Regions from separate parts of the Homo sapiens genome. Here region 2 is linked to region 1. Evidence: chromatin contacts called from ENCODE Hi-C or POLR2A ChIA-PET data. All regions are on one chromosome and are shown on one strand. The core of a region is the stretch at or near the end of the contact, and the rest is flanking DNA. Distances in the headings are between cores, read along the strand shown. Region 1 overlaps SNX25 (sorting nexin 25). Region 2 overlaps SNX25 (sorting nexin 25).

The links. Hi-C counts contacts between places; a loop is a spot of excess contacts on that map. ChIA-PET counts read pairs that join two places held with the same protein, here RNA polymerase II (POLR2A). Pooled maps may share reads with other maps.
Region 2: a map of Caco-2 shows a loop between it and region 1 (12-fold over the local background). The contact joins two enhancer-like sites. A Hi-C loop is called at or near these places in 18 of 168 maps with a recorded cell type or tissue (A673, Caco-2, Calu3 and 12 more), 6 of 37 single-sample maps with no recorded cell type and 13 of 50 pooled maps. POLR2A ChIA-PET finds 5 or more read pairs at or near these places in 8 of 52 experiments (AG04449, GM12878, H1 and 5 more).

Annotation. Positions count from the first base shown.
Region 1 is chr4:185,224,963-185,228,984 of GRCh38, reverse strand. All of the region lies in intron 1 of SNX25 (sorting nexin 25), which reads right to left. Among named protein-coding and RNA genes, the nearest start is that of SNX25, 17 kb to the right of the region's middle. Within about 2 kb of position 1,809, at least 5 of the 41 ENCODE cell types and tissues checked have a DNase peak (open chromatin) inside an H3K27ac peak, as active enhancers do.
Region 2 is chr4:185,303,366-185,307,245 of GRCh38, reverse strand. All of the region lies in intron 6 of SNX25 (sorting nexin 25), which reads right to left. Among named protein-coding and RNA genes, the nearest start is that of LRP2BP, 91 kb to the left of the region's middle. RefSeq lists a silencer at 757-1,051 and enhancers at 575-1,075, 1,161-1,220, 2,256-2,445, 3,334-3,433. Within about 2 kb of position 2,070, at least 10 of the 41 ENCODE cell types and tissues checked have a DNase peak (open chromatin) inside an H3K27ac peak, as active enhancers do.

The DNA of each region.
Region 1 (4,022 bases), core at 560-3,059:
GATCAAGAGGGCTGGCTCTCCTGTCAAAGAAAGCCTGGCACCATCCCAGCTAGCTCTGTCACCTTTAGCTAGTCACCCCATCTCTCTAAACCTGCTTCCTGATCCATACAATGGGGATAACAGTAGCTTTCTCATAGGATAACTGTGAAGGTTCAATGAGAATGTAAAGTGCCTAGTGAAATGCTTGGTTCACAATGAGGGCCCAATAAACGGTTCTGCTCTTATTCTCTCCAATGATGTTTTTTCCAAACCTTTTATCGCCTCTCTTAAAATTACCCTGTACAGGCACAGCACAGTGGCTCACACCTGTAATCCTGGCACTCTGGGAGGCTGAGGCAGGAGGACTGCTTGAGGTCAAGAGGTAAAGGCTGCAATGAGCCACAATCCTCCTCTGCACTCTAGCCTGGGCTATAGAGCAAGATGCTGTCTAAAAAAAATAAAATAAAAATAAAAAAATTATCCTCTACACGTTATCATAGTTCTCACTATCAGTAATTAATTTCGTCTCCCGCTTACCAAAATATTTGAGACTATCCAGCTTGAAATACCTTAATTCCCTGCCAACCTCCACGAAGTTCTCTCCATGTGCCCCCATTTTTATCTCCTACTAAAGTCGAATGCCCCCACCTATGCTCTGATCCTGCCCCCCAGGCATGTCTCCATCAATTACAATCTATCTCTGAGATGTTCAGGCCCTTCCTCTCTACTTTTCCATCTTTCCCTTAACCTAAAAATGTGCTTAAATATCTCTCCCTGACAACAACAAAAATCCCATAACACACACTCCCCTCTAGGTACCACTTTCTCTTCTGGCCTTCTCAGCCAGGCTTCTACAGAGCACAGGCCACACACTGTAAACCTCTCCAGTCCCACCCCCAAACCACACTGGCATGGACCTCCAAAGGCCTCCCAGTTGCCAAGTCCGGGGCACACCCTCGGTCCTCCCTCTGCACCTCTCTGCCCCACTGGATACTGTTGGCCATCTGCTCCCTCTTACTCTCTGAGCTTCTCTCTTCATCTCACGGCCTCTAAATGCTCTTTCTCTCCTTGGTGGGCTGCTCCTCCCTTGCCTGCGCTTGGACTCGCTGCTTCTCAGCCATCCTACTGCTCTCGGCAGTCTCATTCCCCTGTAGCCTTAACTGTCACGTGTACACTGACCACCAACAAATTGACCTGCTTAACCCTGATCTCTCCTGCAAACTGCACGCCTGCAGACCTAGCCGCCAGCTGGACAGATCCACAGGCATCTCAAAATCTACATGGCCAACATGTACCACATCCTTAAATCCCACCGTCCCAAACCTGCACAAAGGGCACCTGTACACATTTAACCCCCAAGCCAGAAACCTGGAATTACCTAGATCTCTCCCTCTCCTGCCCACAATAAATGCATGCTTACTGAGCAGAAACGAAGAACATAATGAAGCTGCCTGGATGGAAGGGCAATTGAGCTGGACCTTTAACAAGTAGAGCTGAACATACAAAAATGCAGGCAAAGTCCTTCCCGGGTGAATGCACACCCACCCAATGGTAAACTCGGGAACAGCAAGTAGTTCAGCTTGAAGAAGAGGAATACAAGTGAAGGCTAAAAAGGTAAGGCAGCCCTGTCTTGAAGACCTTGACACAGGCCAAGTGTTGTGAACCCACAACCTCCCTCCTCTCTAAGTGACTGGCCTAGTTCTCCACACAATGAGGTAAGGGAAACAAAACAAGAAAGATAAATGACTGGCCTAGGCCAATGACAGAAATCCTGTCCCCCATGCCAACAACGGGTAACAAACGGGCACCTGCCCAAACCTGGCCAGTAAGATGTGAGGGGAACACTGCCAGAAGCATTTCTGAGCACATTTTCCTTGCTCCAAAAAGGGACTTTCTTCTTCTGGGTATCATCCTGCGTGGCTGTGGTGCCTAAAACTGATACAGTCACCTGGTCAACAGCCCGCAAGCTCTTCCGACTCACGGGGCTAAAAAACACAGAGAAATGGTCCTGGAGGCTCAATGGTCTCCACATGGAGCCTGCCCTAGCCCTGAGCTTGTCCTCTCTCTGGACTGTGTATTCTTTCTTAAGAGAATACATCTCCTTATTGTTAAAAATAAAAGGAAGGGGATACAGGAATCAGTCATGTTTACAAAACATTGGATTAAAAAGCTAAGCAGATTTCTTTACAGTAGGATTTCTTACAATGTTAATTTAATAACACATGTTGTAAAGCTTTAAGAATTAGTTTTTCCAAGGCACAGTGTGGTGGCTCATGCCTGTAATCCCAGCACTTTGGGAGGCCAAGGTAGGAGGATCACTTGAGCCCAGGAGTTCAAGACCAGCCCGGGCAACATAGTGAGACCTTGTCTCTACAAAAAGTTTAAAAATTAGCAGGGCGTGGTGGCACATGCCTGTAATCCTATCTACTCAGGAGGTTGAGGTGGGAGGACTGCTTTAGTCCAGGAGGTCAAGGCTACAGTGAGCTATAATTGTGCCACTGCACCCCAGCCTGGGCAACACAGTGAGACCCTGTCTCAAACAAACAACAACAAAAAATTTAGTTTTTTCAGACTTATGTGACCACCAAACTAGCCTCCCAAGCTTCCTCTTCTTTGTTTTTGCAGTGTACCTAAAAGCATCTCCCAGAACTAAGTGTTAATGAATCACAGTTTGGGAAACACTGATTTTTACCAGAGAGACTAAAAAAGTATATGCCTGGCTGTTATAATGCAGTGATGACAGAGTAATACAGCCGCAGAAAAAGTGATCGCAGAATCCAAAAGGCACCACCGCCATTCTACTAGGTTCTCACTCAAAATGCCTGATGGGTTTCACGCTATGTGCCAACTCGGTGAATTTTCAGCGGCTGCCTGGAATGCTGTATTGAGAGAGAGTCTGCAGTCACAACCAGGTGCCTTACTTGATTAGTAAAGATCCTCCTGAGCACAGAAGGGACAGCTGTGACATCATTCAAGTTCATTCTGAGACCTCTGAAGTGACATTAAGTCCTAAGCAGATCCTAGAATCATCCCAAAGCTTCCCAAGTTGTTTTAAATCTGAATCAGGCCAGACTAATTTTTAATAATTAAAAGGGTAATAAAGTGTTTAAGTGTGTAGACTCCAGAGTTAATTAAGAGAGACGTGGGTTTAATTCTTAGTTTTTTCACTGATTTTATAGCCTGAGCACATGGTTTAACCTCACTAAACCTCAGTTTTCCCATCCACAACATGAGAATAACAGTCCCTACCTCCCATGATTGATGTAAGAATTAAACTGGGTAACGTAATGCAGTTAATACACCTGCAAACAGCAGGTGCAAGAAATGTTAAGTTTAGCTCTACCCATTACTAAGGGATTCACTTCACGACGTTCACATTACATAACTCCTGTAATACACCTATTTGTCCACTGTATTCATAGCCATAGATTACAGTGAAATCAATCAAACTGGGGCCACAGGAATGATTTCCCTGAACCCATTAACAATGCCAACATATGCCATGCTAAGCAAATGACATAGAGGATTACAAAGCAGTGTTCAAAGGAAGTGTCACTGGCCTTTAAGAAGAGAGAATATACTGGCCGGGTGCGGTGGCTCACGCCTGTAATCCCAGCACTTTGGGAGGCCGAGGTGGGCGGATCACGAGGTCAGGAGATCGAGACCATACTGGCTAACACGGTGAAACCCCATCTCTACTAAAAATACAAAAATTAGCTGGGCGTTAGCCCGAGTAGTGGGCGCCTATAGTTCCAGCTACTCAGAAGGCTAAGGCAGGAGAATGGTGTGAACCTGGGAGGTGGAGCTTGCAGTGAGCCGAGATGGCGCCACTGCACTCCAGCCTGGGCAACAAAGCGAGACTCCATCTCAAAAAAAAAAAAAAAAAAGAAGACATAGAATATAAAAATCTAACTACTGGGTGATTGTGTTTTGCAATACATAGATCTCATATGTATTTTTTTCAGATCCTTCCATAGAGGAAGTCAAGAAACAATGACCAGTCCAATAGCAACAAGCCTCCCTGACACTCTGAATGACTTCTT
Region 2 (3,880 bases), core at 821-3,320, 78 kb before region 1:
CTGGAGACCTCCATCCGGTTCCCTAGGATGGTCATTACCCATCTCAGGTCCCAATTAGTCAAATGTATAACATAGCACTCAGGGAGGCTGCAAAATTAGCTGAAAAAACTTAGACACAGCACCATAATACGTTTTTATCAGAAGCAGCTTTTCCGGTACTTAACACAAAGGGCCACAGGCAGGCCTCAGGTCAATACATGGACTTGTTCAAGATGATCTGTCAGGTATTATCAGACATCTTTTCATCCCATTTTCATTTACTTCAATAATGGTTTCTGAACTTGTGTTATACTTGGCCAACAGTCAGGACCTGCCTAAAGAACTCACTAATTTAGCATTTATCTCAACAGGAAAAAAATAGTATTTCAGAGACTCCTTTGTGGGAGGATGAAGGTAAATGTAGTTTGCCCCAAAATTAGTCTATTGCAAACTAAGATGTTTTGTGAGTGTACCTAAGGAAATGCAAGCTTGGAAGACCTAATTTTTCAAGAAAACTTTTACTTTTAAAATATATATCCTTAAACTTCATAGTTTGTGTATAATGTTTAAGTTAATCTAAAAATTCTGGGACTAAAGTTGCCTCTTATTTATAAAACAAACCTAGACCTCAATTTTAATTTGGGGTTAAAACATGTTAATAAAGAGAGAGAAATATAGGAGAAAACTGACACCCATTTACCAACCATTACATTCTTTTTACCCAAAGAGAGCTTAAAACGCCTTTCTAAAAGGACAAAACCTAGAAGAAAATTCCAAAGAGAAGTAAGAAAGAGAATAACCCTTCCCTAAAACCCAGCTGCAAGGCTGGGAAGAATGTTTTGGTGCTCCGCTTAAATGTGGCTTGCTCACGTGAATGCGTTCTGTTTGATAATGGGCCATACAATGCCATTGTCTGATCACAAAGCTTGTTGCTAACAAATGCAACAGCAGCTTGTTGCTTAGATGGTTCTGTTTATTTTTGCCTCAGAAAGCGAATGCCACATTCAGAGCTAAATGACTAACGTGGAGCTCATGCATCCCATGCTGCTGGCATGCAAAAATCCTTGTAAATCCAGTGATGCAGATGAATACATTTCTTTGTGGCCTTAAAACCCATTCATCCAAGAAATATTCACATCAAGAAAAGTATAGGCGAGTGGGTGTGTGACAACACCCCGTGACCCAGCTCATGCCAGAGTTATGTGGCTGTTTCTCTATAGAGTGTTAAGTAGTAACACTGTGCATTGTTAGAAACTGGGTTAATCACACAACATTTAATCTAGCTTTAAAAAGAAGTGGCCAGTGAAACACCGGATGGCAGTGTGTCTTTAAACTGGTGCCAAGATGAACACACACATGATGTTAGGTTAGTGCAAAAGTAATCACGGGTTTCGCCATTACTTTTAATGGCAAAAAAAGTGATTACTTTCGCACTAACCTATAATATTCCAAAGCAATTAGTTCAAATATTTACTGTTTTTCCGTCTAGATAGTCTAGGTTCTACTGAGATCAGAGCAAAAGGAAATGGGTGAATTTGGGTTCATTTGGTGAAAAAGACATTTATATTAGACATTAGGTAAACCCTTTTGGCTACAAAGACATTACAACAGACTTACGAATAACATCACAGAAATGCTTTTCGCTATAAATCCCCTGCCCATGATATAATTCTTCCTTAAGCAAGTGAAGTGGCTTGCAGTAAAACAAAAACAGCAACATCTAACGACAACTGTTAGATGCTATTTCTAATGAGGCAGCAGAGAGCAAAGTAACTTAAAGTGCAAACTCATGACTCCAGAAATAGTACAACTGGATTAAAATGGCACCACTGTGCTTTTCAGGTATAAAAAAAGAAAAACACCAACAGTAGAATATTTTCCTTCCCTCATAACATGCTATCATGTTCCAGGGCATATCATAATGGCAGCATCCTCAGCAGACTCACTGAGGGATTTAATGGATAATACAGGGCAGGGTTTCTCAACCTCAGCACTACTGACATTTTGGACAGGGTAGTTCTCAGCTGTGGGGGGCTGTCCTGTGTACTGCAGGATGTTTAGCAGCATGCCTAGCCTCTACCACTAGATGCCAGTAGCATCCCTTCCCCCAAAGACGACAACCAAAAATGTCTCCAGACTATTGTCACATGTCCCCTGGGGAGCAAAACTGCCACCTCCTACCCTCCACCTGGCCCCACTTAGCAGTGCTGATACAGAGGTACAACCTGCTCCTCTAACAAGAAGGTTAGAGCAAACAGAGGACAAGGCCGCACCCTCCTTCCCCTTCCCTCACTCCTCAACATGGGCTCTCTTCTCTCCTCTGCCCAGGATGCTCAGGTCTTCTCGTGAAATGCAGGCAATCGACATATGGAATAGAGACTTCCTCCCTAGAAAATGCTGGTTCTCCAATCAACTGTATGTGCACTGACAGACTAACCAGCTGTTGAATCTTTCTTGTATATTCAAATAAAAGTTTTAGGCTGGATGTGGTGGCTCATGCCTGTAATACCAGCACTGTGCAGGGCTGAAGTGGGAGGATGGCTTGAGGCCAGGAGTTTAAAACCAGCTTGGGCAACACAGCAAGACTCTGTCTCTATAAAAAAAAATTTAGGCCCGGTGTGGTGGCTCACGCCTGTAATTCCAGCACTTTGGGAGGCTGGGGCAGGCAGATCACATGAGGCTGGGAGTTGGAGACCAGTCTGATCAACATGGAGAAACCCCTTCTCTACTAAAAACACTAAATTAGCCGGGCATGGTGGCGCATGCCTGTAATCCCAGCTACTCGAGAGGCTGAGCCAGGGGAATTGCTTGAACCCAGGAGGTGGAGGTTGAGGTGAGCCGAGATGCGCCATTTCACTCCAGTCTGGGCAACAAGAGCAAAACTCCATCTCAAAAAAACAAAATAAGTTTAAAAATTAGCCAGGCGTGGTGGCATGCACCTGTAGTCCTAGCTACTCAGGAGGCTGAGGCAGAAGGATCACTTGAGCCCAGCAGGTCGAGGCTGCAGTGAGCCGTGATCACTAAAGCCAGGAGTTTGAGGTTACAGTGAGCTATGATCACGTCTCTATGTTCCAGCCTGGGTGACAGAGTGAGAACATGTCTCTAAAATATAAATAAGTAAACAGAAGTTTTACTAAATCCTCTTGATGGAAGGGTTCAAGAAACAGGTATATATTTACTTAGGGACTAGTCAAGATTTGAAGTGAGAAATGGTACTTGACCTCTTAACACAAAGCTGGCAGCAATTCTCAGTAGTTACCAATCATCACAGACTTCTTCAAAATTATCTAGAAATCACCTCAACAGTTGCTAAGGAACTCAAAAAAATATTTGCCTTACTTTTCAACCTGAGGCTGGTATGTCCTTTTTTGAAAAGAACAAATGGGCTTCTCTTACCACTCTAAACACCTGAGATTTCATAGTCTAACGTGTCACTCCACTTCAGTGGAGAGTATATTTGAGGAATAGCAGAAATCGTACAGGAGTTGATGGCGGAATCACTCACTTTATGATGGAGAAGAGTACAGAGACACATGGACTTTGTGCAGCCCGGCCAGGGTGTGCCCACTGTGTGCCCTGCCTTGCTTTTTTTTTTTTTTTTTTTTTTTGAGACAGAGTCTCGCTCTGTCGCCCAGGCTGAAGTGCAGTGGTGCAATCTCAGATTACTGCAAGCTCCGCCTCCCAGGTTCATGCCATTCTCCTGCCTCAGCCTTCCAAGTAGCTGGGACTACAGGTGCCCACCACCACGCCCGGCTAATTTTTTGTATTTTTAGTAGAGACGGGGTTTCACTGCGTAAGCCAGGATGGTCTCGATCTCCTGACCTCGTGATCCACCCACCTCGGCCTCCCAAAGTGCTGGGATTACAGGCGTGAGCCACCACGCCCTGCACCTTCGTTTAAT